Linked DNA regions of Mus musculus: region 2 is linked to region 1. A link is a loop called in an ENCODE intact Hi-C map of the cell type or tissue named here. Cell type or tissue: left cerebral cortex. All regions are shown on one strand. Links, peaks and the distances in the headings refer to the core of each region. The heading gives the core; the rest is flanking DNA. Region 1 overlaps Gm34335 (a long non-coding RNA gene). Region 2 overlaps Pdzrn3 (PDZ domain containing RING finger 3).

Evidence for each region. Peaks named below come from ENCODE experiments on the same cell type or tissue, not always from the same donor. Only the 100,000 strongest peaks of a DNase experiment are listed, where the experiment ranks them.
Region 2: a loop joins it to region 1, with 2.7 times the contacts of the local background. A loop is called at or near these places in 3 of 42 quality-filtered maps.

Annotation. Positions count from the first base shown.
Region 1 is chr6:101,526,439-101,541,821 of GRCm38, reverse strand. It overlaps Gm34335 (a long non-coding RNA gene), which reads right to left. Exons shown (of 2, transcript XR_869335.2): 2 at 2,132-4,632. Among named protein-coding and RNA genes, the nearest start is that of Gm34335, 15 kb to the right of the region's middle. In left cerebral cortex, for the core only: a CTCF peak has its summit at 7,234 (motif pointing right); DNase peaks (open chromatin) are centred at 7,247, 9,239, 9,721, 10,119 and 1 more place; H3K4me3 peaks cover 285 bases; H3K27ac peaks cover 1,356 bases.
Region 2 is chr6:101,348,251-101,363,633 of GRCm38, reverse strand. It overlaps Pdzrn3 (PDZ domain containing RING finger 3), which reads left to right. Exons shown (of 10, transcript NM_018884.2): 2 at 1,409-1,495; 3 at 9,133-9,240. Among named protein-coding and RNA genes, the nearest start is that of Pdzrn3, 22 kb to the left of the region's middle. In left cerebral cortex, for the core only: a CTCF peak has its summit at 9,583; DNase peaks (open chromatin) are centred at 10,791, 11,333, 12,239, 12,845 and 5 more places; H3K27ac peaks cover 2,841 bases.

The DNA.
Region 1 (15,383 bases), core at 3,983-11,982:
TTCTCTCACTCCATCTAAGAATTCAGTGTGTTCAGTATAACAAAAGGTATAATTATGTAAACATACATGCGAACCCTGTATCTCCTTTCTTTAAGCCCTATAATGGCAGAAGGTACATCATCATAGTCAGTATTGATTATCTGGTATTTGGGACATAGCAAACTCTTAGTCAATATTAGACAAGCAAAAGAAAAGAATGAATGAACAGGTCCTTTGCAGCAGGCTGAAAGAATTGGGCAGGAAAATGCAGGTTCCACTGACAACATGCTATTCCTCCCCACCATTAATATTTGGACAAGAACATACTCAAGGAACTCTTTGCTAGCAACATAAGCAACTCTCAAGTCTAAAGAAGGGAGGAAAGAAAACTCAGTTTAAAAATTAAGAGAATCATAGGAGAAATTCAAAGATCATAGAAAAAATTCACAATGTACTTATACCATAAAATACTCATAAAGAGTATTTGCCAATTAAAAGGAACAGGTATCAAATTTGGATATTAAAAACAAAATTTATAGCCAACAAGGGATCCAGGTAAGGTGCAATGTCAAACAAGAAGTCTGATAGTTAATGATAAGAGGGAAAGTATTGGGGCTGGAGAAAATATGTCCTTTCAGATTATCAGGTTTTGAATCCTAGCATCCATGTGGGAAGTGGTTTAGAACTACCTATAACTTTAGTTCCAGGGCTTCTGATATCCAGTTCTGGCCTCCATGGGCACCCACATGCATGTGCACATACTCACACACAGACATATAAAATACAAATAAAAAGATGAGGGAATGTATATCTATTCTGAACTTATATGCACCAAACAGAATCCTGGAATGGATGTAAAAAGAAAAAGAGAAGGAGAAACAATCAGTCTATAGTCATTGGGGTATTTAGCATGATTGCCTCAGAAGTTACCCGTTCAAGCTCCAAAAATCACTAATGATATAAATGATGTGACACAATTAGCAAGTTACACATAATGCTTTAGAATTCATGCTCAGTGCTTCAGCAATTTTGACCTCTTCAAAAGAGTATACAACATTTAAAAAGAAAATGGCATCACCCAAGATGTTGAAAAGGAAGCTCTACAAATATCAAAGACTTTAAATCATCCAAATATGTTCTCTAACAAAAGTACATAGAATTACAACTCAATAGAAGACATCATCTCTCACAAATGTATCTACAGGGAAACTGTAAGCCCTCCTGCTATATCAGTCATTAGTAAAAGAAGAGGACAATGAAACAAGAAATAACTGGCCAGAAAACAGCATTTGTATAATGAATGCTCTTCTCAGAGAGGAATGTGTAACCTTTAAAATATATCCAAGAGAAGAAAGCATGAATGTGAAAGCAGGTGAGCTTTGATCAGCCCCAGAAGCTAGTAAAAGAGTAACAGAGTAAACCCAAGCCAGAAGAAGGGAGAAATAATAAAGATAAGCACAAAAGTTCAGAAATATTTTAAATAAGCAACTGTGGGCATCAACCTGACCTAATTCCAGCTTTTGAGAAGCTAATGATAACATAAGCTTATACTAAAATGTATGGAAAGATCACTGATAAAAGTAATCACTGAATAATCAACTGGGAAGTGAGTTGACTTTTATGACTGTAGTGATAAAACGTGATTGATTATGTCAGCAGGAAGTGTGTTATCACGGACAGCAATGTAACAGGAACTTGTATTCCTTTACTTTGTGTGGCTGCCCCACAATAACTGAGGCTAGGTGCCTTATAAGGGAAAGAGATTTATTTAGCTCACTGTTCTGTAGGTTCAAGAACATGGTGCCAGCATCCTGGGGATAGTTTTCTGGCTATACTATGGAATGGTGATGAATGGAAGGGGATCTTGAGTGCAGAAGGAGGCAAGTGCCAGGATTAGCTGCATTGTATAACAACTCACTTTCAGGAGGTTAACCTCAACTTGAGACTGACATTGTCCCTTAAGGAACATGGCATCCTCAATCTCCTCTCACCAGCCCCCACCTTTTAAAATTTCTACCACCTCAACTTCACCATGCTGGAGACCCAGACCCTAGCAGGCGATTCCTTGAGACACAGATTCAAATTTGAATCCATAAAATAATCCAGTAAATTCCACCTTATTTTCTCCAAAGTATTAGATGAATTAAAACAATTAACAAGCTAAGATGATTTAATGTAGCAACTTTGAGTATATAACCAATAATGTCAGTATGGCTTCGAATAAAGGTAAAGAAGAAACTTATGTATGCTTTGATGTAGCCCATTAAGCTCTTCCTAAGAATCCTTAAGACTGTGAAATATCCACATAATTCAACATCTATCTTTTCAGGGTATGCACACAATGCCCAGTGTATTCTATTCTCCAGGGTCTGTCTGTGTGACTACAAGCAGTAAATGGGTGATTGTGATGGAGACAGAAAATCAGCCAATAGAAAGGTCTCTTCTGGAACTGCATATGTCTCCTAGTGTGATGGAAAGCCTTAAGGTATTTTGTCCCTCATTCTTGTAGCACAAAATAAATTGGATTCCATCTCCCATCTTTAGGGTCATGATTAGAGTATTCAGGTTGAAAGTAAAAGAATGTTCCATTACTGGAAGAATCTTGAGCAAATCATTGAATCCACGAAAGAGATGACAAACAATGTTGAAGCAAGGTCAGGAGTCAGCACATCTTCAGCTCTGCAGCTAGAAGAATCAAGGAAAGACATTGGTGAAATAGCTCAGTCGATAAAGTGCTTGCCAATTGTGTTTGCGGACCTGAGCTTGGATCCTCAGCACCCATTCACAGTCCTGGGAAGACAAAGTCAGGCAGCTCCTTGTGTCTACTGGACAGACAGCATAGCCTTCTGTCCGTTGGTAAGTTCCAGGCCAATGAGAATCCTGTCTCAAAGACAAGTACCTTGAGGAATGAAATATAAGGTTGATCTATGGCCCTTGAGGCCAAACTTTCTGCACCTCACCAGATTCTGACCCATGATCTAAATCTGCCTGCCCATATTCCCACTGAGTCTGTGAGCCTTGAACAGAACATTCCACCAGAAAATTCTCCCATTCCTTAGGACAAGCGTAACCAGCAGCTATTCCTTACAAGTGGAATCATAGGTAATATAAAGAAAGTTGTTCAAACATTTGTGACAACTTACTAGCTTATCTTCGGAGGCCTACAGATACAGTGCTATTATAGTGATAGACTAGCATCTTTTTTTTAGCTCATTCTGGCTCAAGGCTAGCAAAAGTAGTGGATGCAGATTTAACCTTGCTTTCAATCTCAAGTCTAAACAATCTTTGGCAAAAGCTGAAAGCAAGGCTTCTATTTTCTGTCCATGGCTGCCATTGTGCATGTATTTGTATCTTAGTCTCTATTCCTAGTGGATGGTTTTCATTGGTTACAATTGTCTTCTTGGGTCTGATTGTAAAAATCTTGAAATTAAAACAGAAAGGCCTGCAATACCCTTCATCCCTGCCAAAGTGAATTCTTCATAACAAGAGACAAAAGAAAACTCTAGCTGATCATCCCGGGGGAATGGAACTTGGGAATCCTTTGCCAAAACTATGATGAAAGCAAGACTTCAATCAGAAGGTGGCTTTTATCCTTGGAGACATCAGTAAGCTGACCTTAAGAAAACTTAGTTGTGCTCTCTTTAGCCTTAAATGTGTGGGAACCAGACGCGTGTCTCCATAAGCCAGGATTTTTATTACAGAACTAACCCAAACTCCTCAAAGAACATCATAAATTCACAGTAACATGTCCATTGAGACTTTTACTTAGAAAATGATGGGAAGATACACATATTTTCCTAGGCTAGTGTTCAGCCACCACCATCTAAGAGACCATTTGATGACCTAGCCAATGGCCTTTAGTGGCTTTCTATTTGGTCTGTCCTTGATTTTGTACATTTATTGAACCAAATCCACATATAGAAAGTTTGGCCCGAGAGAGCCACTTAGTGAGAAAAAGCAGAGCCCCACAAATCTAGAGGGTGTCTCTGTTAAAAGAACTAATGAGAACCATGAACTTGGAGAACTGTAAAAACAGTGCACTGTCTTTGGAAACTAGATGTATTCATCCTTAAGGCGCTTAACCTTAAACCAGATGCCAAGAAGCGGCCATCTGATAAATAGTACTGGGAAAACAGCCAATAAATATACAGAAAGTTGCTTAACATCACTAGTCATGAAGGAACCTTAAATTAAAATCACAGTGGGATAGCATTCGACCCATCAGACTGGCTAAGTTTGAAAAGATATACCTTACTAAATCGCATTCTAAAGGATGCGGAAGGGGTGGTTTTTTGTAAACTGCAGGTGTGAACCAAAGTTGGAATATTGACTCTTGAAAGTGTTTACCATTGTCTTTTACAGTTGTTGTATGGCCTGGCAATTCCTCTCCCCAGTGTCTGCCTATGTTAGTTACTGTTGTTGTTGTTGTTGTTGTTGTTGTTGTTGTTGTTCTTGTTGTTCTTGTTGTTGTTGTTGTTGTTCTTGTTCTTGTTCTTGTTGTTCTTCTTGTTCCTATTGCTCTTGTTGCTATAACACAATACCTGAAAAAGCTACTTGAAGAGTCTTCTTTTGCTCACAGTTTGAGGGTAAAGTCCATTAGAGAGAGCAACGGGGCACAGGAGCAACAGCATGAGGTCCTGGTCACCTCAGCATCTACAGTGAGAAAACAGAGAGAGATGAAAGCCAGGGCTCAAAGAGATGTAAACACTTTCAATTTTTTCTTGAGTTCAGGAAATCAGCCAGTGAGATGATACTACTTACCATGGGGTGGGTCCTTCATCCTCTATCAACCTAACCTAGAAACACCCTCACAGGCATACTGAGAGATTTGTTTCCATGGTGATTCTAAATCTTTTGAAGTTGACATCATGAAAAGCTAGGCCTTCCAACAAATCTCTTCATCTTTAGAATAAGCATAGATGAGGTTGTTTGTGACCACTGGAAACTAAAAGCAGTCTTCAAATGCTCACCAACTCTGAAGGCTACATCTGTGTCCCTGATCCTGCAAGGGAATGTAAGTGAGTAAGCTACACATGAAATATGGGAATCCCACATTTAGTATTTTGTAGAAGTACAGAAGCAGGAAATTCATCCTATTCCTTTTGTTCCAAGTTCAGATCAAGCACAAGTACAGGTTAACCTCAGCTTGTTCATGTGTAAAAATAGACCTAAGACTTCTTATTCCAGGAGTTTTCCTTGGGGCTTCTAAAAACATTGTTCTTTCTACCCATAATCCTTTGCCATGTCCCCTTCCCTCTGATTTCTTAACTTGGATAATACCTATTCTTCTTAGAGATACACAGGCTACTGTCTCAACACTTGCGGTGACAGTCATGTGTTAGCCATCCCACATCTCTGTCCTCTTTATGTCATGCCAGGTGTCATCCCAGTTATAAAATAGGAAGTTATGTGGACTGAATGAAAAGAAAATATTAAAGGACTATGGAAAGATACAACATACCATGGAAGTCTGGAGAAAACATCACAAAAAAATACATAAAATCCTGATTTTGAGAGATTTGGGTAAGAAATGTGTTACTGCTACACCCACATCCATTATCAGAAAAACAACATGCCTAGTCACATCTGTGAGGTTTTGCAGTATAGAAAATCAAGCCCTGACTATCCAAAATGCCCTGGGGAAGTACAGAAAACCATGGTTTGATCCATTGTTTCTTTACCTTCCTTTCCCAAGGCACAGCAGCATCTACGAGGTGAGGAATCCTATCTCAACATTGTTTCTTCTTTACACTTAGCACAATGTCTGACACACAGCAGTAAATTTTGTAAATATTGTTGACCAAATGAATACCTAATGAGATGTAAAGTGTTTGACATAGCTCCTGTGTTTCAGAACACACAAGAGGGGAAAAAAATGTGTTCTTTAATGCCAAGGGCTATATCACATGCTCTTTGGTGTCCTTAATAGTATATCAGGTGGTTAGTATATGTGCAGCAGTGTTACTTAAATGATTAGTTGAATCCATGAATTAGTGAGCATGGATCAATTTAATGCAACTCTAGGAGGTTACATACAAGGGACATCTTTTTAACAAATGGCTGAGTAGATGATGGGAGGTCAATTGATGATCCAGAGAGGCAGCTGAACCCTACCGGGAGGGGAGTGTGATGGTTGATATTGATTGACAGCTTGAGAGGATCTAGAACCACCTAGGAGATAAACCTCTGGGTTTGTTTGTGAAGGAGTTTCTAGATACGGCGTTCTAGATGCTTGAAGACCTATGGGCTGGGGTCCTGAACTGAATAAAAAAGAGAAAGCAAATTAAGCTGCAGCAGTCAACATTCTGGTTTGTGGCCGCAGAAATGTGTAACCAGCTACCTGGCACTCCTGCCCAAATTCACTTCCTGTCATGATGCACTGCATCCTCAAATTATGAGCTAGGATCAACCCAATCTTCCTTTAGTTGTTTTCAAAGGTTATTTTGTTTTAGCAAAGAAAAAGGCGACTAATGCAAGGAGCATTAAAACATGTGATGGACATTGATGATTTGGGCATGGGTTGCCTACCACCCATTTTTTCATTGAAATTTATTTATATACACGTCAAAAACAAATGCTTCTTTCTTCTCCTCATTCACTTCTCCACATTGATACCTCTTTCTTTTCATCCAGCAGCTTGATCATGTGGAGATACCCAAAACCCCCATGTGATTCTCATCTTAAAGCACTATATAAATCTACAACCTTCTATATAGAGAGCCCTACTTATGAAAGCTCAAAATCTCTCATCTCTTTGGCTATTTCTGATTACTCAAGATGTCAACCCAGCTTCTGAATTCTGATAAACAGCACTGATTAGTCTACCAAGATTTTTCATTCAAATGAAATTATCGGGCTCTATAAAATTATAATAGCTCTTTGGCCCGGCCCTGTGGCTTCAGGTATAGTGTTAAGAAAGATTCAAAAATGGGTTTGATTCAATAAGTCAGCAACTGTACAAAGCCTGATCAGTGTCCACAAAGATGCACAGTTCCATCATTGACACAGAATGACAGCCCTTTGTTAGGGAACACTTGTCATGAATCAGCTAAATGAATCTAGCTAAATGAGAATTTGAAAACACCCAGATGGCTATATTTATTGGTACAAAGATGGAAATTCTGAAGCGTGGTAATGTTCTCCTCTCCAAAGTAGAGTAATTTTAGAATTACTCTTAATATGCAACTTTAAATCATGCGAATTAGAACAATGAGCCACAGCATCAGAAATCCTGGTTCACTGCAGATAAATACCAGGAGGTGGCAGCATCTCCTTCGCCGTGTGATTCTGAACTTTGAGGCCATCAGCATCTGAAAGTTAACAATCTCACATAGCAGAGCAGCTGCCCAATTTGTTGGCTATTGTAATCTTTCTTTTATGATACACTCTTTCTCTTTTAAAAGAGATCCATTTAGCCAATATAGCCTTTAAATATGTGCACAATACTAATGATCTGTAAGCGGTGTGCCAACTCCCCCACGCCCTCCTATTTCCTTTCTGTTGGCTTTTATATGAGCAAGCCTTTGCATGTCTAATTGTATGGAGACAATTAGCTGACTATAAAATGCTGCCCCTCCCCCCAGTAACTTGCATGCGCAACTACTTACATAAGAATTCACTCACATATACTGAAGTCCTGCAGTAAAATAACAGGACCGAGGATTTATCTGAAACATCCCACATCCTGGTCCCTAAACACAACACCACATAACCATGTTACACTGTCAGATGATTTCATTTTGCTTTCTACCTGTTTTTTATATAAAGATGAAATGGCTGAAGTTACTACTGTCTTTCTGGTAGCATTATTATCAGACATAAATCCAGCAGTGAATGAAGTCAATATTAACTGAGTCTCAAATGAGGGGGCAGCAAATACATGCTAGGCACTGCTAATCATAGGTGGTAATGCCTCAAGGAGGGTCCAGTCTCAGGCTGTGCTCCTCAGTATAGGAATCACAAGCCTTCTAAGCTTTGGGAGTTGACAATTAGCATTAAAGTAAAATTTAAAAAAATCCATTCCTTGGGTACAATGGCCACACTTCAAGTGTTCAATCACAACCAAATGTCTCTAGTGGTAGCCGTATTAGAAACACAGATGTAGGAACTTCTACCATGACTGAGTTCTATTGAACAAGGTTGATCAGAAGGACCATCCAATTCATGGGAGTCAGTGATTAGTTTAGAATGTACTGTTAGACTGATATATGCAGGGGAGCGAGCGGGTAGGCTAGGGAGATGTCTCATTGGATAAAGTGCTTGCTTATACAAGTGTGAGGATCTGAGTTCAGATCCCCAGAACCTATGTAAAAGGCGAGCAGTACAGCAACTGTCTTTAATCCCAGACTTGGAAGCCAAAGACAGAAGATCCCTGGGACAAGGTGGCTAGCCAAACTAACCGGAATTGATAGATAAAGGCTCGTTAAGAGACCCTGTCTTGATTAATAAAGGGAGGACTGATTAAAGACAATACTCAGTGTCAAACCTAGGGCTCACCCACAGACATGCTCCTACATACATGCCAAAATGCATATATATACCCTATAAGCACATTCCACACACATGAAAACAAAACAAAACATAGGTAACATAAGAAGAGTGACAAACTCTTTGCAACAGCATTGAAGAAAATAATATACATATAGATAGATGAATATATGTGTGTGTATATATATATATATATATGTGTGTGTATGTATATATATGTATGTATATATATATATATATATATATATATATATATATATCTTCAATTAAGGAAGTTTTGAAGTTCCCCAGTATCCTGAAGCAAAGGTAAAGTCTGTGGAAAGATGCATCATCGACATGATTGAGAAAGACGAAAGGCCACAAGACGGTCAATGCCTGTGAGCTTCTCTGTATTATGGAAAGATAAAAACTGAGTGGCAAGAGAGTTTGTCAGGAAAAGAACAGGGGACTGTGAGGCAGCATCACTATGTCACTGTTTTGAGCACTGAATGTGTTAGCTCTTCTTATTCAAACAGAATGAAGGAATTAATAGTGGCCCCTTTATTCTGGGCACAGAAACAAGGAGCAGAGCGACTCACTCTTTCCACAACAGTGTCTGAGTGGAAAATGAAACCTAGTTTTCTTCGGTCTTGCTCAGAACCTCCCAGAACAAGACTGCTTTCCCTGACACATACCACACAGGACTAACAGGAGACAGCCCACTGGCCGTGTCACCAATAACATAGCTGGCCCTGTCACACCCTTATCTATCCCACTCCCTACTGAGGCGTTCCTCCCAAATGAGGGGGCAGCAAATGCTTTCTGCCAAAGTTAAAGCATATTCAAGCCGGCTTTGAACCCGCCTCCAACTTTCTGTGGTTACAGTTCATCGTCTGCTGGCAAAATGGGACTTCCTGGTTCTAAGATTAAAAAGACTTGGGAAGAAAAGGGAGAAAAGTGAACGACTTACATGACATCAATTGACTCTTGCAAAACAAAACCCTGGTGGGCAGAGCATCCCAATTATCCCAATTACATTTCTGAGAAGTGTACACACTTCCAAAGGTTTCAATAGAACAGGCTTAGAGGGAATATGTTTGGGGTCTCAAGACCTTTAAAAAGAGTTAGAGGCCAAACACAGCACATAGTGAGGACTATAAAGATTTTTTTTTTGGTAAGGATGAGAACGTCAGGCAAGAAGCGCTGTTGTAATCCCGTGTTCCAAGAATTGCTGGTCTTTCATAAGAGCGGAGGTAGGGATAGTGGGGGAGGGTGCAGGCTGAGCTCATCTTGTGGTTTTATTTAAACTGGAGTAGAGAGAATCAGCTTTGCTTTTTATTTCCATACAAATGCTCAAGGGGCCAGAATCCTCTCACATTCCTAACTCAGATCATTTTAGCAGTAATCGTTCTGAAATAAAAAATGCACCAAAGATGCAAGTTACTTCCTGGTAAAGAGTTACCAAGAGAGACCAAAGGAGCACATAGCAGGCTCCAACAACCTAGGGTTCAGAGCCTCCTTTTCCTCCCAGATGGCCAATTATTATTCATGTGACAACACCTCATACAATTTGATAGAGGAGAGCCCCAGTCAGGCCAAATGCTCACCTGCTTGGGACTCCATCTTTCTTTGTCATCTTGATTAGAAACTTGGGGGAAGGGAGTTGGCCTCTAGGGCACAGGGCAAATTTTCTTTAATAATGGCTAAAAGAAAAGGAGGGTGTAGCTGGGCATCCTGCCACGTGCTGCTGTGACTTAGCTTGGCACCTTGGTCATGTTGCCTGACAAATTTTAAGCTCCATTTCCTCATTAGTAAAACTGGGAAATCCCATAATATTTCCCAGTGTCTATGAGGATCAATTTGAGATTGCATGAGCTGTAGCCTTTGTGTACCTAGCGAAAGACTTGACATACAAAGGAAAGGTCTGGTTAATGAGGGCCGTGGTGTTTGTTACTGCAGGTCTAACACAAACTGACTAGTATATTGCAGAGCTGGGAAAAATGACTAGTCTCACAGATGAAATCATTTTCAAGTTCCTATTGTCTATCCCATCTTCATTAAGAAAAGAAAATTGGTGAAGACACCTGAGCTCAGCTCTTTATGGAATATTTAAATATACTATACACTATTAATAATTGGCTTGGTCTCTAGAACTCAGTCATCATTTGTAACTGAATATTATACCCATTGAATAAAAACTCCTCTCCCTCAGCATCCACAACCACCAATTCTGCTCTCTGTTTCTTTGTGTTTGACTATTCCAGATGTCTCACACAAATGGGTGCTAACCAACTTTTTAAATGTAGCATAGTATCCAACACTTCATTGATATTAGTCCATGTGGGAAATGTTTCTTCTCGTTAAGAACAGAATAATATTCTATTATGTCATATTACACATCTTATTTATCAATTCTCCTTTGGGTGGGCATTCAGTTGATTTCTTCATTACCATGGCTTTTGTGAAGGATACATTGATGATCAATAAGAATAATGATTTGACTTTTGATATCTTATTTTGTATTATTTGGGAAAATCCTCAGGAGAAGTGTTGTTAGATTAAATAACCATAACATTGTTCTATATGCTTTTCCATGGTAGGAGATTAATATTACACTCTACCACACATTTCTCCACATCCTTACCAATCCTTATTATCTTTTGTTTTGCCTGTTGTTTGTTTTAAAACCATCCTAACAGATTTAAAACAGTATCACCCTGGAGAGTTGTGAGTGTCTCTTCACAGAACTGGTAGCATTTTCTGTAACCTTGTTGGAGAAAGGTCTGCTCAAATCCTTTGCGTATTTTAAATTAGTTTGAGTTTCTGTCTGATTCTTTGTTTGGCTCTGTTATATTGTTTTGGTTTGGTTTTTTAGTTTGGTTTTTGAGACAGGGTTTCCCTGTGTAGCCCTGGCTGTCCTGGAACTAGCTCTGCAGACCAGGCTGGCCTTGAATTCAGAGATTCTCCTGCCCCTGCTTTACCAGTGCTGGGATTAAAGGTGTGTGTCACCACCAACCAGGCCAGGTCTGTCTTTTTCTTTCACAATTAAATCAAACAAGTTCTTGGGCTGTTTTGGATAGTATTCCTTATTTTTCAAGTTGTTTGTGACTGAGTGTGTGATGAGAAATGAACTAAGAAAAGGATGGTTATATTGGCTCATGTCTGAGAGGATGCACACCATAATGGTGGTGAGGGCATGGCAGTGGAGTGCTCTGTAACAGTGCGAGCACTGGCAACTGCTTGCTCATGTCAGCAAGGCAAGTGAAACTGTAATTTTCAATTGGCGTTCCCTTCTTCCTCTTAGGTTCAGTCTGGGCCCTCGCACCTGGACATGGTGCCATCTACCTTGAGGGTGGGCCTTTCCGTTTGGGGTAAACCTCTCTGGAAACAGCCTTATAGACACACCTAGAGGTGTGTCTCCTATATGATTCTAAATCCAGCCAAGTTACTAATGATTAATGCTCTTAGCTCCCTTGACTCACAGTATGAGATACTCTATGGGTTGGCTTCCTTTTCACTCTTAGTTGTATCCTTTGCTATGCTGATGTTTTTTAGTTTGATGTATCCCAATTGCCTATTTTTGCTTTCATTGCCTGTGCTGTTTCAGTAATATGAAGAAATCATTGCCAAGGCTTGTATGGGAAGTCTTCTCACTTTTCTTGTGGGAGTTTCATAGTTTCAAATCTTACTTATATGTGTTAATCCATATTGTGGTGTGTGTGTGTTTGTGTGTGATAAAATAGGGTCAACTAGTGTTGGCTTTTTTTGCATGTGGATATCCACTTTTACTAACACCACTTGTTAACATTATCCAGCCCTAAATTTAATTTCTAACTACCTAGGAACATTGGAAGCAAAGTAAATCTATCATTGATATTAACTTCAGTGCTGACAAAATCTGGCCTATAACTTCTTGTTAATTTAGAGTCATTAATCACAACCTCAAACTAAGTCTCAACCTGTATCACCTCGGGGGGATCATTCCAGGCCATGCTTGTGTTATTTATCAAGGAATGAAGCACTTCCTCTCAGTGGGATCAAAGTGGCTTTCCCCAAGGCCCGTGGGGCTCCCTAAACCAAGGGGGTAAAACCTAGACCAATGGCATTCATGCTGGGCCTGCCTTGCATGAAAGGCCATGCCTTTCCCTCACTCAATTTCCCAAAATGACTCAATTTCTATTTTACTGGGGGTTTTTTCTTCCCTCCTTTATCCTGCTCTTGGTTTATTTCCCTTGATCTTAGAGTTCCCCAGGCCGGCATCTATCCATGTAAGTATGTACTACCTGGTATATAAGTTGAGGGCAAATTAAAACCAGACAGAACTACTGCAAGGGGTGATCTTTAGAACATTCCTGCAAACCCAACTAGGCTCCATGCATTGCTCCCTCCCTGTGCTGGTTTTCATGGGTCCACAACACTAAGTCAAGCTGGGTGTTATGGTTTTAATGTGTGCTCCCCCAAAGTCAATATTGGAAACTTAATTCTCATTGTAAGAATCTTTGAAACCTAGCGTGAAGGGTGTGGTGTTCGGTGGGAATAATGTCATTTGATCTGAGAGTAATTCCGCATGTGGGTTTCTTATAAAAAATGATTTCTTCCTCCTTTTTCTCCTGCCTTCTCTTTGCCTTTCCATCATGGAGTTGTGCCTTAAAAAACGGTGTTTGCCAGAAACAGACCCCTTGACCTTGAACTCCCCAGGTGTCAGAACTGTGAGAAGGAAAGTTCTGTTCCTTATAAATTAATCAGTCTCAGGTACTCTGTTGTAGTAACATAAGATGGACTAAGACACTGGGGAAAAGAAAGAAGTCTGGCCAGGAGTGGGATCTGCTTCCTTTCCCATGAACTTTGACAAGTCTATACAATCACTTCCTTGGCACCTGGAAGTTGAGTTGTCAGAATGAGAAAGAATTAACATAGTGCTCTTCTTTCTTAAAAAACAATCAGAGATAATATTGTAATATAGTAAGAAATACATTTGGCCTCTGTGTGTCTTGACACACAGTCCCTAAAGCCTTTGGAATTGCCTGAAGAGTAGGAATGACTTCTGTTATTCCTAACAAACCTCTCACAGAATCTGAGTGTACACTATCAAAGTTACTTAAGATAGGCCTTTAGGTGACTTTAGGATGGGACTAGTCACCTCCACTCACTTATGGACAGAAGAACCGCAGCTCAAGCTACTAATCTCTGGAAACAACGAGATGTGATGAGTCTCTAGGTTCTTGAACCCAGGCAAGTGCCTGGAAGGTTGTGTACCCAAAGAGAATGTTGAGACCCCCTATCCTGTCATATGCAACTCTGCAAATCACTTGTCCTTGGGCTGTTCCCTCAATTATAAAATAAGAAGGATTAACCAGTGTTTTCTTGAATGTTGTAACCTTTCAGACAAATGACACAACCTGATTATGATGTCATGGAGACCTTGGGTTTATAGTCAGTGGATCAGAAGCAAAGGTGACAACATGGAATGAATAATTGGTATGGGGGGGGGTGCTATCTTGGGGAGTCCTGCTTCTAACCTAAGCATATGGTGCCACAATTATACGGATTAATATGTCACCCTGTTGACATCACACATCTGATATGAGCAGTGTTGTGTGAGAGTACAGGGAAATGTGCATTTTATTGGTGTGCTCTCTGAGACTGACACATTTACAGAGAATCCTCAGGCTCTTAGAAGGGATTTCAGACTTAAATATCTATAGAGGTAAGGCTTGGGAATGTAAATTCAAGAATCTGAGTGGGAATAAAAAGTATTTTACTTACTCTTAACTCTATTTTGACTTATATTATAAATGCAAGATGTATATTTATGTCATTCATATATTTGTCTTGCATATATATTTATCTATATTTATATTAAGAGAGAGAGAGAGAGATGCAAATTCATTGATTGAAGACAGTTGCCATTTGGGCCTGAGTACAGGGAGTAGTGGAGCTAGTAGCACATAGAACAAGATATTTCTTATTAACAGTACTTCTTCATCTCTCTAATCACTGTCCTATAGGGACATGAGCCCAGTGTTGCTAGATGCCTTAATATTTCAAGCCAAACGAGAAGTCTCCGGTTTTTGCATTAAGTCTTCTCATTACCAGCTGATGACAAATAGACCATTTACTATGATCATACGTCAAAACATCAGCTACTGTACTGTAGAAAGTATAAGCCAAATCTGGGAGTGCTGGTGGTCCTAAAGACCGCTGATCTTCATGAAAAGTACTCAGGTGTGTCCTCTGTGGAAATCCCTTGAGAATTTCCAGTTTTGCCTTTTTATATTCATGTATTTTACTTTAATGAAAGTTTTTTTTTTAAACATATTGGCAAGTCAAGCAACTTCTAAAGGAATTTTTAAACATGGGCTAGGCCAACATCATGCAAGCCAAATAATGTTCATGTGTAAGACAGGTTGAGCCCTCTAGGTCATTCCTTATACGTTTGGATTTAGAGTGGACACAAATATCCTGATTTTCCACCATTGTTTCAAAGATGAGTGAGAGTGGACCCTGATGCTCCTGCATTCCAATGTGCACAGATGTATCTCCAGGGCACACTGCCATGGCCTGGGACACACAGAGCAGCGCAGATTCTTAGGCCTCAGACTTCTGCTGCACCAACGAATTGAAACCTTTTCTAGACTCACCCCTCACTGCCTATTACTGGGGACCCCCAAGTCTCACTGCAGTGGTTCTCTTTTCAAAATTCAGGGCTCATGTTTATCCTCGAAGAGTTTAAAGCTGCAGAGGTTGGCATTGACTGATTTGGTAGAAGTCTTGCTGGACACAGATAGAGACCTGAATTCAATCCCATGCAAAAGTTATGGAATGGCATTGGGTGCCTGATACCTTAGCTCTGGGTCCAGAAAGATCAGCGGATATGCAGTTTGCTTGCCAGCCAGATGAGCAGAATAAGTGGACTTCAAAAGTTTAGTGAGAGACTC
Region 2 (15,383 bases), core at 4,972-12,971, 180 kb after region 1:
ATGGGAATAGCATCAGTTTATAAAACCGTGTGGATTAGTAAATGAAATAAAGCAGCTCACGTTGAGTATAACTTTTGGCATATAGCAAAAACTGAAAATATTAGCTGTTGCCATTGGAAATGGAGCATAATAAGTTTTTTTTTACTCCTCTCCTTCCCTCCCTCTTTCTCTTCCTCCCTCCTACCCTTCCTTTCCCTCTCTTCCCTTCTCTTCTCTGCTCCCTCCCTTGGTCCTCCCCCCCCCCTTCCATCTATCTTCATGATTCTCACACAGTAGATTTGAAAGTAAACTTTGGGTTCATATGATCGTGCATTCTCCTTTGTACACCATTTGAGATTGTCAGAGCACAGCCATCTGCCCTGCATTAGTGTGTAACTGTACGGTTTCCATCATTGATTGTTATGGAAGCCAGGCATGTAAGCCATGTACGATCACTTGTTCAAAGTACCATGTATTTCTTAACTTTTCACCCTTCTAAGAGAGCACAGTAAGAGATGGACTTCCAGTCCATCTGGATGAATTTCCGGTGTCCAATACAGAGAGCTGGAAACTGTCTCACTAGAAAAATATTTAAAGCTGTGTTAGTGAACTTAATGTGTATATGTCACAGAACAAGAAGTAACAGTTTGTACATGAGATAGCTCTATTTTTACTGCTCTCCTATCGCTTAAGAGTGTTAGCTGAGGTGCCTGGCATCTCTGTCCCTTTTGGCTGCCTGTGTGACCTGTCCAGGTGACTACAGCTTGTTGGATTTGAGGTTGTCATGACGTCTAGCTCTCCCCAGCGTGTCCTGTGTTAAGGGGTTCTACATTTCCTACATATCAGTCAGTAATGACTATGTGGAAATGAGCCCTTCCCTCGGGAGCACTGTTCAGGGTTTTCTGCTTTCAGTTCACATTTTGCATCTGTCAGTTGCTTACACACACACACACACACACACACACACACACACACACTGTGTCTCCCAAATAGAGATGATATTGACAGGTCATTGCATGTGCTCACACTTCCGAGAGGATTGCCATTTGACCCTCTCATGATGTGACATGAATGCTGTCCTTGAGAAGTATAGAGAAACAGAGAGTGGCTGTCTAGACAGCCAGAGTCCAGCGGGCCAAAAGAAGACTGCATCTGTAGACCTAGGAGTCATCGATAATGAATGATTGGGGGCCTGTCTGAACGCCTCCAGACATTCCTCTGTGGTCATCCCAGGCATGTGTGCAAGGTCCTAAAGGCAGGGCTGAATTTCAGATTGGGTTCTAAATGTTTCCTTGGCCAAACTTCTCAAGAGATAAGAATTTATAAAGCAATTAGCTCCATAGTCTTGAGTCTCCTTGCATAAGAAGAAAATGCTACCCTCAATTTCTTGTGTGCAAATCAACATTTTAACTAGTTTGTTGTCTTGCAGGGAGAAGAGACCAAAAGCCTGACTCTTGTCCTGCATCGGGACTCTGGCTCCCTGGGATTCAATATCATTGGCGGCCGACCCTGTGTGGTATGTTAATTGCTAAAATGTTTTGTGCTTTTGTTTTTTTCCTCTGTGGAGGTTGTAAGAGAGTTCAAGGATGAGGCCTGGATGGCCCCTAGCTTCATTCTCTGTCGATAGTGTGTGTGTGTGTGTGTGTGTGTGATGTTTTCACACTCAGGGCTGTTCATGTTGATCAGTAATATGTGTCTGACATTTTTTACTCTTGCTTTACAACATTGGCCTCATCCCTATCTTTCAAACTATTGACCTTTACGGTTGCCTTGGTGATTGTGTAGCAGGAGGGCTGAATGGAATTGTGTGATATGGATGTAGCTAGACATGAATGACCAGTTACCTCCCAACTGAGCTAGACTGTGGGTGCCCCATGTGGAAGTGACAGCTTGAACTATGCTTTGCCACCTTGGCATTACTCATAGACAAGGTTCAGTCCCTTCCTTGTTTCTTCCCAGGTCAGCTCTTTGGCCATCTCATCCCTCAATGGTCCCTGCTCTAGAAGGACAGGCCAAATTCCTGTCTGCTAGCTTAGCTTTGAGGAAAATGGCTCAAGGAAGAGTTCTGGGGATGACGAGGGATGCTCTTCAGACTCTCAGCATTTGAGGAGAATCAACTGAGTGCCTGCTGTCTCTTCCTCTGGTCTAGAACTGACCGTGTGTGCTGTTAGACCTTGTTTACCAACTAAAAATAGTTCGAGAAAACAAGATTTGCTCATTCAACAAATACACACTGAGCACTGTTATTTGCTAGAAACTGATAGGTACAGTAGAGGCCAAAGAGACTGGGACCCTGTAGTCAGGGAGTGATTGCTGGGTGGGGATTGGGGTTGTCAGGCACAAAACAAGTCTACGTGTCAACCATAGACTGGGGAAAATGGGGTGGAAATGGTGGCAGTCAGGAAAACCTAGAGGAGATGGCTGGTTGAATCCTGAAGTAGGAGAAGGTACCAGCCCTGCAGAGCTGGGGATGTCTCACCCACCCTCCTGGGGCTCACATTTTCATGGAGAGACTGATGGAGTAGGAGAGGGCCATGCCACTAGAGATGCTCTGAAGGAGAAGGCATCTGAGAGAAGGACCACTGAACTGAGTTCTGGAAACAAATAGGACCCTGCTCAATTAAAGGAACGTTTAGGTTTAGAGATAGGCCCTTGCTATGAGTCCACTCTGGCCCAGAACATGTGATCGTCTTGCCTCAGCCTCCTGAGTGTTGTTTTTCTACATAAGCACCCCTATGCCTGGGTTCATAAACTGTGTTTTGTCTGCACACACACACACACACACACACACACACACACATTTTTGAAAGTATTTGAAGATCACTGAGATAGAAAACAGTGGATTTGGCAGTGCTTACAAGACCTGAGGTCCTTTAGGGCAGGGGCAGGATTTGGGGCAGCTCGACATAATCAAGTGATTCGAGTTGAGGGATGTGCAGAGACGTGATCAAAAAGGGATGCAGCCAGTGCTGGGTCTGGGCTCTGAAATAGTGTGGGCAGCGACTCGCTGCACCGTGTTTTCACTCAAGGGGAGTGACGGGAGATTTATGGTGGAATTTCTGTAGCTTTTAGCCAAAACCACAGTTTCAAAAACAAAGTTTTGTTTTTAAAAACTGACAGCTTTGTCAGAGACGATATGTAGTAGATAAAATGATGAACGTCATCTGTCTGGGACAACATTTTAAATGCTGGGTGGGGGCGGCAGCCCTTCCCACTTTAGTAAACCAGAGGAATGAGCTCACAGATTCCCATCATCTTTGTGGAAATCTTACCAAACTGGAGAAGCACGTGTGAGGCTGGGGCTTTTCTGAATTCCCTCTTGTATTTGATGAGCCCAGGCTGGGCGCCTCTGCGTGATTCTGATCTATCCCTTGAAGCCTCAGCTTTGGGAAGGGGGAAGGAGACAGGCAGGCCTCAGTCTGTAAGCATTTGACCTCAGCTAACAACAAAGAGGGGCTTGGATCTGTGCCAACTTATAAAAAGACATATTTGTAACAGGGGAGGGGAAGGGCATTGCTCAGTGCTAGAGTCCTCAGCCAGCCTGCATAGCACCCTAAAAGAAGAAATCAGAAAACAAACAAACAAACTGATGAGAGACCATGTAAGTGTCTTCTTAGCACAGAGAATAGGTTGGATTGCATTGGTGATGGTGCTCCCTCGTCTGCCACCTTCTGTTGTCAGATTTAAACAACCTCTGGAAACCGCCATCCACTCCCCTTACTAGATGTTTCAGAAACTTCTGCAGCAGACAGAGCTTGAACTAGGAAGACCTTGTCTCTGCCCTAGGTGGAACCACATCAAAGCCCAGGGTTTGCAAAACCTTGGTGTGGAGAGGCACTTGCATGGGTGGTGATTGCTGAGAAACCCATTATGCTGCGTCCAGGAGGCTGTTTGGCAGCCACACCCCAGGAGGGGTGAAGGGTTTTTCCTCCTCCCTGAGAAGTTGGTTTCTGCTTTTCAAAGTGTGCGTGTGTGTGTGTGTGTGTGTGTGTGTGTGTGTGTGTTTCCACTTCTTTTAGTTTTAAAAAGTTGATTTAATACAAGCCCAACCTGATTTTGTAGCCTTTTAAAAAGTTCTCTATTGATTTCGTCCTGAGCTAACAGTCTATATGGGGACTGAGTAGATGGCTTAGTGGGTAAAGTGCTTGTTGAACACACATGAGGAATGGGGTTCAGTCCGTACCATCCACATGGAAAGCCAGAGGTTGTAGCCCTAATGCTGGAGGGTGGGCAGAGACAGGAGGATTCCTATCTGTCTGGGCTACTTTAGCTAGCTTAGCTCAAATGACATGTTCAGCTTCAGTAAGAGACTTGGTCTCAAGAAACAAATGAGGTTTGGAGTTGCTGGTGAGTTAGTCCAGTGGGCAAAGGTGTTTGCTGCTGAGCCTAATGACCTGACTTTGGTGCCCAGGACTTACCTGATGAAGAGACCTGGCATGAGTATGACACATACACACACACACACACACACACACACACACACACACACACACAGGCTTGAGCACACACACACACACACACACACACACACAGGCTTGAGCACTCTTTACATGCAGATGCATGCAAATATAAACCATACATTCTGAACAGCAGAAACCAGAAGGAAGTTCGGTTTCACATTGATGTGTTTCCTGCAGTGTTGATTACAAGTTTTCCAATTAGCAGGAAAAGCATATCAAAATCTAAAATGTATTCTGCACTTCAACAGAGTGGGAGGGGCTGGCAGGTCTCTGAGTACGCAGGAAAAAGCTGAACTGAATTCCAAGGGCAGGGATGTGTCTTTAATCCCAGCACTCAGAGGCAGAAGCAGGTAGATCTCTGAGTTTGAGGCCAGCCTGGTCTACAGAGTGAGTTTTAGTAGAACCAGAGCTAAGCAGCCAGGCCTACACATTATCAGGTCTGAAAGTTGAAAGGAGTATAAGTGGTGTCTTTTCCCAAGGCATTCCTATGAGATGCTTGGTTGGACAGTGAAATAGCTTAGCCCAAGGCCTCTGACATCAGGACTATCATTTCACGAGTCTCTGTAAAATACCGTCAACCAAACCCCATCACTTACTTATCAATTCTCATGTCCCCTAAGAAGCACTAGCTGGTCAGGAGTATCCTGTCATTTAAGCCTTGAGCAAGTATATTTCATATCTGGGTCCTCCTGGAATGAAAGCAGCCCTTCTTGTTTTTCTTTTGACTCAAGACAATAAAACAAATCCTATGGTACATTAGTTCATCTTGATTAACAGAGCAGACTTGGAGTATATTAGAAGAGGAGTCAGACAAACTAAGAGAGAAAACAGATACCCAAGAGGAAAATCTGGCTGTCAGGAATGGACTTCAACTGGTTTTCTTTCACTTTGGTGCTTTCTGTGTGCATGTATTCATATGTGTGCAGGTGTGTATCTGTGTGTGTGTGTGTGTGTGTGTGTGTGTGTGTGCTCACATATGCACACCTATGTATGCATTATAGCCAGAGGGCCCCTCCAACTGTCCCTCAAGCACCAGCCACATGGTTTTTATTAACTTCAAAAGGATAGACTGTATTGCCTGTAAATTATACACTAATAACTGACTAGTCACTTAAATCACTCTTCTTATTCTTTGTGTGGGTAGTTGGTTTGTTTGTTTTGTTGTTGTTTCTTGTTTTGTTTTGAAACAGGGCCTGTCTGTGTAACCCTCTCTGTCCTGGAACTCTATATAGATCAGGCTGGCCTCAAACTCACTGAGATTCCCCCTGCCTCTGCCTTCCAAGGTCTGAGATTAAAGGCGTGTGCCACCCACACCCCCAGCATCACTTCTTTAAACAGTCTGTTCTACTTAATGTTTTAGATATATAAACACTAGTACCAAAGTACCGAATTATATACTCACCCGTAATTTTAAAAATATGAACTTGCCTGTCATCATTGTGGAGAGGCCTTGCTAATCTCTGAATCTGTATGGTTCTGGTTTTAGTATTTGTATTGCTGAAGAGAACATCACATTGTTTGTTTGAGGCAGGGTTTCCCTGGCCTGGAGTTCACCAAGTAGACTAGGCTAGCTGGCCAGCCAGCCCTAGGGATCTACTTATCTCTACCTCTACAGCACTGGGATTGCGATCTGGTGCTGCCATGCCTTGCTTGCTCGCATGAGTGTGAGTGTGTGTGTGTGTGTCTGTCTGTATATGTATGTATGTGTGTGCATTTGTGTGTGTGTCTGTATATGTGTGTATATGTGTGTATGTGTATGTGTTTGTGTCTGTCTGTCTGTATATGTGTGTATATGTGTGTGTGTGTGTATGTGTGTATCTGTATATGTGTGTATATGTGTATGTGTGTGTATGTGTCTGTCTGTTTGTATATGTGTGTGTGTTTGTCTGTTTGTCTGTGTGTGTGTGTGTGTGTGTGTGTGTGTGTGTGATTGTGCCCGTGTATTCTCGGGAGTTCTGGGGTGTTGAACTCAGGATCTCATGCTTATAAGGCAAACGCTTTACTAGCTGACCACAGCCTCCTCGTTGTATTTTCCTCATCCCAGCCACACCCTTTACCACTGTTTTATACCAAATTCTGGTGTTGGGTGTTGGTTGTTCCTCTTAGATTTTTGCTTGAACTTCCTTGCATTCCTTTACAATAATTATTTAGGCACCGTGTAGTATTTTGCAAAGCAAACTAAAGCTTACGCTGCATCTCTTCTCTGGCCATATAATGCAAAATGGCTGAACACAGATAATGCCATTTTCCTTTTATGAGATGTATCAGCATGTCGTCTATGGAAAGTCCGATTTGCTTATAAGTCTTTTGCTGTCCAGTGAGACTCTTCCTTAATTGGAATGTCATGTAGACTGAGATGTTGAACCCTGCTTGTGAGCTTTCTCATTGAAAAAGGGATTGTCTGGGAAGATCCTCTAGGAAACTAAGACCCGCTGCTCTTTACCTATGGGCCTTAAACATCATTTAGCTTTTCTGAATTCAAGCTTTCCTCCCCTGGGGTAGATGACAGTGGCCCTTACTGCTGTGGCTATTGTGAGGATTGAGTAATGCACACGTGCCTCCTGCCTCTCAAATCCTCAGGAAATAGAAACCCTGATGCATTTTTGCGCTGGCATTGTGATGCTCTTGTAGGAAGCTGGAGTGCGATGCAGGCATGAATGAGGCTGCTAAGAGGAAAGGATGCTTGTAGCTTCTTAGCTGGGGAAGGGTTAGTGTGAGCAGAGTGCAGAGATGGTAAGTAGTGATGGCTGGTGATGAGAGCTAACCTCATGCAGCACCCACGGCAGTGCTGACCCGACTTCTAAGAAAATATTGATGGAAATCAGATGGAACTCAGAGCCCTGCATATGATGTGGGGATAGATGGTGGAGAAATGCTTAATGCTCATGTTAGCCTGGGTTTTTGTTTCTTTGTTCTGGCATATATAAAAAGAGACCCAGGAATAGATAGAGCATGACAGAAAAATAGATAGATAGATAGATAGATAGATAGATAGATAGATAGATAGAGACAGACACACACAGACAGACACAGATAGACAGACAGACAGATACAGAGACACACAGAAGGAAACAGTAAGGGTCAAGGAGAGGGAGGGAGGGAGGGAGGGAGGGAGAGAGGGAGAGAGAGAGAGAAAGAGAGAGCGAGCGAGCATGAGCGCTGAGGGAGGCTGTAGAATGTATAGTCTCAGCCTTAGCCGCCATTCTTTAGAACAGTTCTTCTCCCTCCCTCCCCCTCTCTCTTTACTTTCTCTCCCTCCCTCCCCCTCTCTCTTTACTTTCTCTCCCTCCCTTCTCCTCTCTATTTTCCTCTATTTCCCATCTCCGTTTCTCTTTTCTGTTTGAAGAAGAAAATGTTTTATTTTCCTAGTTATTTTTGTCCATGGTATTTTTATATCCTTATAGGGAGAGTATTATTAAAATAGGTCTTGTTGCATTATGGGATGGAGTTTAACATGGTGCTGGGTAGAGTTCTGTGGGGTATCCTCTGCTTCCTTCTCAAGTCATCTCGTGTTGTTGGCCTTTTGGGTAAGTCGAGTATATTATCAGATGCTATTGTTTGGAAACAGCACATGCTGCGCCGTGTAATTATTTAAAAACCCATCTGTTAATCACTAGAACTTTCTAAACACTTGGAGAAGACTCGTCTTAGTGCTGTGTAGACAGAAGTTTGTGCACAAGCTAGGGCAAGAATGAGCGGCTGGACCCTTTTCTAATTAGGGAAAGGAGGGACTTGGAGAAATTAGCTGATCTATTTGTCTTTATTTGTAAATATCTCTTTTCATAATTAGATTCTTACCTAGTGACCCCTATAGCAGTTCTCTATATGGGTAACACGTAGAAGAAGTATCTAGTGAAATCTTAGGCTGGTCTCTGGAGGAGCCATTCAGCAGTGTTTGTCCCTTGCTCAAATTTGACCCAGTCATGTAAATTGCTAAGAATTCCACCTTAGGTGTCTGTGAGCAAAGATGTTTCAAAATGACAAATCAGAGGTTATCACACCCCCTTGACAGATGACAAGAGCTTCGGACTCTGCCCAGACTTCCAAGCTGGTGTTCCATTCAGTCTCAGGGAAAATGGGGCAGAGTGGGAGGTGTGGCTTAGCTGCACCTATAGCAGGGAAGAAAACATGGAGGGAGGGAGAGAGGGGAAGGGATAAAGGGGGAGAGAGGACAGAAAAGAAAGGAAGGGAGTGAAGGATGGAGGGAGGAGGAGGAGGATAGAAAGATGTGGGAAGAGGGAGCAGAGAGAAAGGAGAAGTTGCTGGGATGGAAAGTAGGGAGGAAGGGGGACAGGAAACAAGTAGAAGTGAAAAGAAAAACCTCCAGCCAGGGCTGTGAGAGTGGGCTCGGTGTGATCCTGCTTAGGTACTGAGGAAGGTGATGTGTTAAGATATTTTGGACAGCGTGCACATGCTGAAATAGAAGTCTTACAGAGCAGAGAGGATGGCTGCTCAAAGATAGCACGCCCCTCCTGTGCTCTAACTTTGGCTTGGGTTTGGAATATTTTTACAATGTATATGAGCCAGTTTCAGTTTAAAACAGAAATTAAAGGAAACAAACAACACCCCACTCCTCCCCCGCTTAACTCCACTTTTGACAAGCTGGGGTTGCAGCAAAGTTTTGGGTTTTTTTTTTTTTTTTCATGCCAGCTTCCATGCCTAGCATTCACGCCTGTGTTTTTTTAACCCACAGGACAATCAAGATGGATCCTCCAGTGAAGGAATCTTTGTATCCAAAATAGTTGACAGCGGGCCTGCTGCCAAGGAAGGAGGCCTGCAAATTCATGACAGGATTATTGAGGTATGTGAACACTGGCTGGTGTCTGAATAGGCTGCCTGCCATCCACCTTTGCCTGGCTGGCAGGGGGATGCTTAGGGGGCTGGGGTTGGGGATGCCTCATGTGGGGATGGGCAGGCAGCAGTATACTTTGCGGGTGGTGTGTAACCTGATCGGGTGTTGATTGCCTTGGTGTGAAGTTGCTGTTCATCGAGGAGAGACTGGATTGGGGGGGGGGGGGGGGGTGTGGCATGTTCACAGTTTGGCTTATCCCAAGGAGACCTGCATCTGTTTGCTATGCCTCGTTTCTAGCTCTGTGCAAAACAACCATCTGAGGGTTTGTGCACTAGTTAGAAATCAGCCCCCTGTTGGGCAAATTGGGACTCAAATTGGGTTTGAGTGTGTCAGCCTCGGAAAGGGTTGTCCTCCTTTCCTTAGTGCTCAGAGTGCAGCAAAGCTTCTACACAGACACTGTGCTTTTTCATGCTCACCTCCTGGCTACTTGCCTGAGGTCCATTGTACGATTTGATCGCCTGGAGACAAGCAGGTCAAAGTTGACAGTCGGATCCTCTCACATCAGCAGGCATGGATTCAGTTTTTTCAGTTACTGTGTAGCGGGTTTGTAGACTGACACTGATGGATCCCTCAATAGCACCAAACAGCGCTTTGGCATTCAAGTGACAGATTAGGTACTGTCCTAGAATTCGGAAAGGAGGCTGATGGCTTCTCATCTCCTTGTAGTTTGAACGACCTAACTCCCTTGAGTTGCTGGGTTTTTTGACCAGTCAGATTTCCCACTTAACAAGTATTTCTGGGAACTAAATAGTTTCATCCCCTGCTAGAGAAAAAGTAGCTAGGAGGTTCCAGGGTGACGTGCTAGGTGCCCGAAGAATCTCATCTACAGCCACAGCCATTGCCGTAATCATTGCCCAGAAGGCCAGAAAAGCATCACAAATACCTGAGCAGTCTGCTGTCTCAGACATCTTTGTTCAGCATACGTACCTCCTGGGCATTTTTATGTTAAGCCTCAAGTGAAGTTTATGTTACTCTTGGGCATCTTCTAGGGGGCATAAAGTGTCAAGAAGATAGAAAACAGAATTTTCAATGTTTCAGTTTTGTGTGAACCAGTTGAATAGTATGAAGTGTGGTTTTTCTCAGGGTAACTGTTTGTCCTCTGAGGAAGACAGAACTCAGTCTTCCCTCGTGAACAAAGTACCTGAGTTAAGGCTGGGGATAAGAGCCATGCGGTTACTTATGTGTTCAAAGATACTCGATTTTTGACTTAAGGATGCTATTAATATTGTTACACTGCCTTTGACCTTCAAGTGGGATCTGAACTTGGAGTTGAACCTTATGTTTTGGACTTTCCAGCCCAGATTAATAGATTTTCTCTAACAGCCCCTTTCCTGAGATGCATTACCATAGTTTTTTGAAAGCAAATACATTTTCTGGGAGTATTGTTCAAAAAGATAAGTACAGCCTGTGTTGCCAAGGCATCGGTGGGACAGCCAGTTTCTCCAAGTCACGGAATCTTGTCGCTCTTAAGTTTTGCAAATGAGAAATCTCCAGCTGGGCAGGATTTTCTCTTGGCAGACGATGATCTGTGTTTGAAATGTTCAGTACGGTTTCTGGTAAGCCACACCCCCCTTTGGACAGTATGTAAAATATTAATCATGTCCCACTGTGGAGGCAGAAATGGAGATCCCGATAGAGCCGCTACATGTATAATCACAACCGACAAAGCGTGCCCTTCTCCATTAGGTTCTAATCTCTTCTGTCACGATGCAGTGATTCTCAGGACTTCATATAGGCTCTCTGGTTCACCTCATCTGTGTTGGGGTTTATTAACAGGGGGCACAAATCTGGCTCTGTGTGTGTGTGTGTGTGTGTTTCATCATGGGAAGAGTTAGGCTTCCTGTTTTCCTACCCCAAATCTCCCCATGTTCAAAGCAGTGAGCCAGCTTAGCAGAGCCCTAGTGTGGGAACATTAGTTCTTTCAAGAGGCTGCTGATATTAAATCCAGAGAGAGATGCAACCTCATCCATTCTGCAGAGTGAGACTATACCCTATGAGTTGCTCCATGAGCATCTGGGAGCAGCAGCTTTAGAAGATGTGTACCTTCATGTAGATGCAATGTGCTGGGCCAGCTGCAGGCTATCAGGGCATTGCTTACCATTACTCTGAGGACTGCCATCCTAGAAGCAACCTTCGGTGGTGTTGAATGGGTTACAGTCCTTTGCTCACTGAATGGCGCTCTCAGCATCCTTTTCTTCCCAGACTGCCTGAGTGACAGTCCTGGATAGGGACTGTGCTGCCAAGGCCTGGTGAGGAAGCAGGAGCTGGGACTGTTGGGCCCCTTGCATTAAGTGCCCTCCAAGCTTATGTGGCAGGAGCATTTGCTATCTGCTAGCACTGTGTGTCCTCTGTGGGCCTGGGTCTGTGTGTGTAGATTGCCATCCACCCCCACCTCTGCTTCAGAGACAGAGCAAGCCCTCCATGTTCAGTGTTGGCTTCTGATCCTCATTTGGTCCTAACCCCCCCCCCTCCACCTCCAAAGCTTCTGGGCCTTCTTCTGCTCTTGATTCTTCCTTGAATTTCATATAAGCTTGTTCTTATTAGGAAACTAAAGTACATTTATCTATATATCTTATAGTCCTCTCATGAAACCCTAACTTCACCAGTAGTTTCTGCTTTCTGCATCTGAGAAGTTTTTGGTTTTGTTTGTTTGTTTGTTTGTTTTGGGTTGGTCTGGTAAAGAGAGTATAAGACTTTCAGACCTTAAAACCCCCAAGGTTCTCAAAGGCATACTGCTCTTATTATTGAGAACATGAGAAGAATCTCTGCAGTGCCCGAAGCCTGAGCTAACTGATGGGAGCAGGATACTCACAAGCAGAGCGCATCTCTGTGATCTGGAGTTTAGACTTAATCAGAGCCTACCCAAGTCTGACGTAATGACAGGAAAGAACAAAAGTTGTAAAAACATGTAAAAGCAATATTAGCCTCAAAAATCCTCAGGGTGTGCCAGGCAGGGAACAAGCCATCTTTCTGTAGTCCAGCCAACACAACACTGAGCCACCTCTCTGTTGCTCCAGTTTCTTATCATGTAGTGTGTTTGGCAAGCTCTCTGAACACCTCCTTTGGCTGAGTGTCCATTGAGGAAAAAAAAAAAAACACACATCAGAAAGCCTAGGAGTAGAGAACCTGGCAAGCTCACTTTGAAACTTGTACTGTACACTCTCTTCCCTCCCTAGCCCTCCCCTTCCTTCTCCCCTTCCCTCCCTCCCCTTCCTCCTCTCCTCCCTCCCTCTCCCTCTCCTCCCTCTCCCTCTCTTACATATGTGTGTATCTCTCTCCCTCATATATAGATATCTATATCTATATATGTATATAGATAAGCAGATACATAGGTAGATAGTAATGAGTTATATCTTGAAGCTCTATGAATTGGAGATCTGAGTTCAATCTTTTGGCTAGGGCTTGCATCGGGTGGTGATAAACGGCTGTAGCAATTGTGTGGTTGAAATAGCTTTTTGTTCAAGCCGGCAAATGTGATTCTGTGGGTGTAGAGGAAAAGCCGTCGCACCCTCTGTTCCCAGAATTCATAAACACAACACTTGTCTCAAAAGCACTCTGACTTGGAGACCTTGCTCCCGAGAGCAGTCAGGATCTCTGTGGAGCCCCAGAGGTGAGCAGAGCTGCTCCTTCCCTCTCTGCCTTTGTGTGTTTGACTGTGCTGTCCTTGCTAATCAGGTTCCCTAGAAAGCCAAGCAGGGTCCTCCCTCGCAGCCAGCCTGCTTAGTTTGCAGCACAAGGGTCACCAGTGTGTATTTTTATAGGGAAGATAATGTTCTTAGACCAATGAAAGTGGCAGAATGGTATATGAATCAACATGATGGAGTGTTCTTTTCCTTTTTTCTTTTCTTTAAAGACTGGGAGACTGTTTGTTTTGACTTGTTTTCCTTTTATTTTAATGTAACTTCAGGCTCACAGGCACAAATGTCTGTGAATTCTTTGTGTAGATAGTAACGTCTCCATTTACTTCAGCCTTTGCTGGCTCTATTTGTTTATCTTTGCTTATGCGGGTACAGTGTGCCTCTCAGTAGACAGAACACCAGTCTCATAAGTATGTTAGTATTTTTTATATCCATTTGTGTGTCTAGGAGTGTGTTCTGCATGCACATGTGTGGATGGATGTCAGAGAACAACTTGCAGGGGAGAGGTGGTTCTCACTCTCTACCATGCAGGGTTTCTCGGGGATTGAACTCAGGTGGCTAGGCTTGGCAGCAAGCATCTTTTCCTGCTGAACCCTCTTGCAGCCCGAGTTTTTTTGTTTTTTTTGGGGGGGTGGGGGGGTGTTCTTTTTGTTTTGTTTTGTTTTTTTGAGAATTAAAACAAATTCTTACAAAAATCAAAATGTTTATATAAACCAGGAAGTTAACAGTGACAGCACTGTCACCTGCAGGATTGATTCACATTTTGTTACTACTTACTGTAATATTCTTTTATAGTGAAAGAAAATCCCCTGTGGTATGAGTGAGTTTTCTTACTGTGACAAACTATAGGACAAGAGAAGCAGAAGGGGGCTCTGTCTTGGCTTAGCATATGAGGGTGCTGTCATCGCAGTGAGGAGGGCATAGTGTCAGGTCACACCGCATCCACAGACAGGAAGCCGAAAGGTGGATGCTGTGCTCAGCTCACGTTCTCCCTTTAATTCAATCAGGACCCCAGTCAATGCACCCATACCACCCACGTGTGCGGTGGGCCTTCCCACCTCAGTTCATTTTCTCTGGAAATGTCACCTTGACAGATTAACCGTCACACCTGCCATCGATTTCATTCAGGCTTCATATTTCTTGAGTTTCTTCACCTTAGAATAATTTTTTGATTTTGTCTTCCATACCAAAATATTTTCTTGCCTAATTATCTTCTTTTGGGGGAGGTGAGAATGCTTCAAGTCTACTCTTTCAGATTAAATTTTGTTTTGTTTTGTGTTTTTAAATATATTCTGATTAAGGGTTTCCCTCCCCTAATTCCTCCTAGTCTCTCTCCACCCACCCACATCTACATCCTTTCTCGTTATCTCTCATTAGAAGACAAACAGACATCTAAAGGAAAGAAAGGAAGAAAAAAAGAAAGAAAAAAGACAAACAGAAAGAGGAAAAAGTAATAAAATAAGATAAAAGCAACCAAACTTGAATAGAACAAAACAAAACAAAAAAGAGGAATAGAAAAAGAGCCAAAGAAAAAGCACAAGAAACACAGACACACACACACACACACACACACACACACACACCCCAATTCAATTCCCACATTATGTCCTTTTGTTTTGGGACCCACTGTGTTTAACCAGGGTTGCCTGTGTGTGACCATGGCTTGGGAACTATCTGGTAGGTCCTGGTGGACTCCTCAGTCTCTGACGAAGCTTTTCCCAGTGCCCTCTTTTTATTTAATTCCATGATAGGGTATAATGGAGTTGCTGAGGCTGGTCTTGAACCTACAGTCATACTGCCTTAGCATTCCAGATAGCCACAATTATAAGAATAAAGCACCAGTTTCAGCTGATGGGAGTTTTCATCGCTTCCAGTCATCCTTAGTTGACAGAGTCTCTAAAAAACTGTCTCTGTGTATCTGTACACACACACACACACACACACACACACACACACACACACACACCAGCTATTCACTCGGTTCCTCTTCATCGTTCATCCATATGCATGTCTTGAAAACCATGCTGACGTCAGTAAGTCTAATCTTAGCCCAAGTCCATGTGTTTGGCTTTATTCATCCTCTGTATAGATTTCCATTTCTGGGGTGAGAACTTTTGGAAATGGTGAGCAGTGCACTTTTTCCTTTGAATTACGTTGTTCACATTTGTTTAGACTTTACCAGTGATCAAAACTTATTGATGAAAAAAAAATCTTTAAAATGTTTCCATTTAGGGTTTGGTTTGATTTTAGAGAAAAACTGTCTCTGTGAGCTAAATAACACCTGGTTATATTATTCATTTCAGAAGTGAGAAAACTGTATGCTCCTTATCCAAGAGCAGATAGCAAGCATTGTGGCTAAACAGACACAAACATAGACGATCTGGCTTTGAATAATGTAAAAAATAAAGCCATGGGTCCACCCTGTGCAGCTCACAGTGACTGATTCCCTCTGAG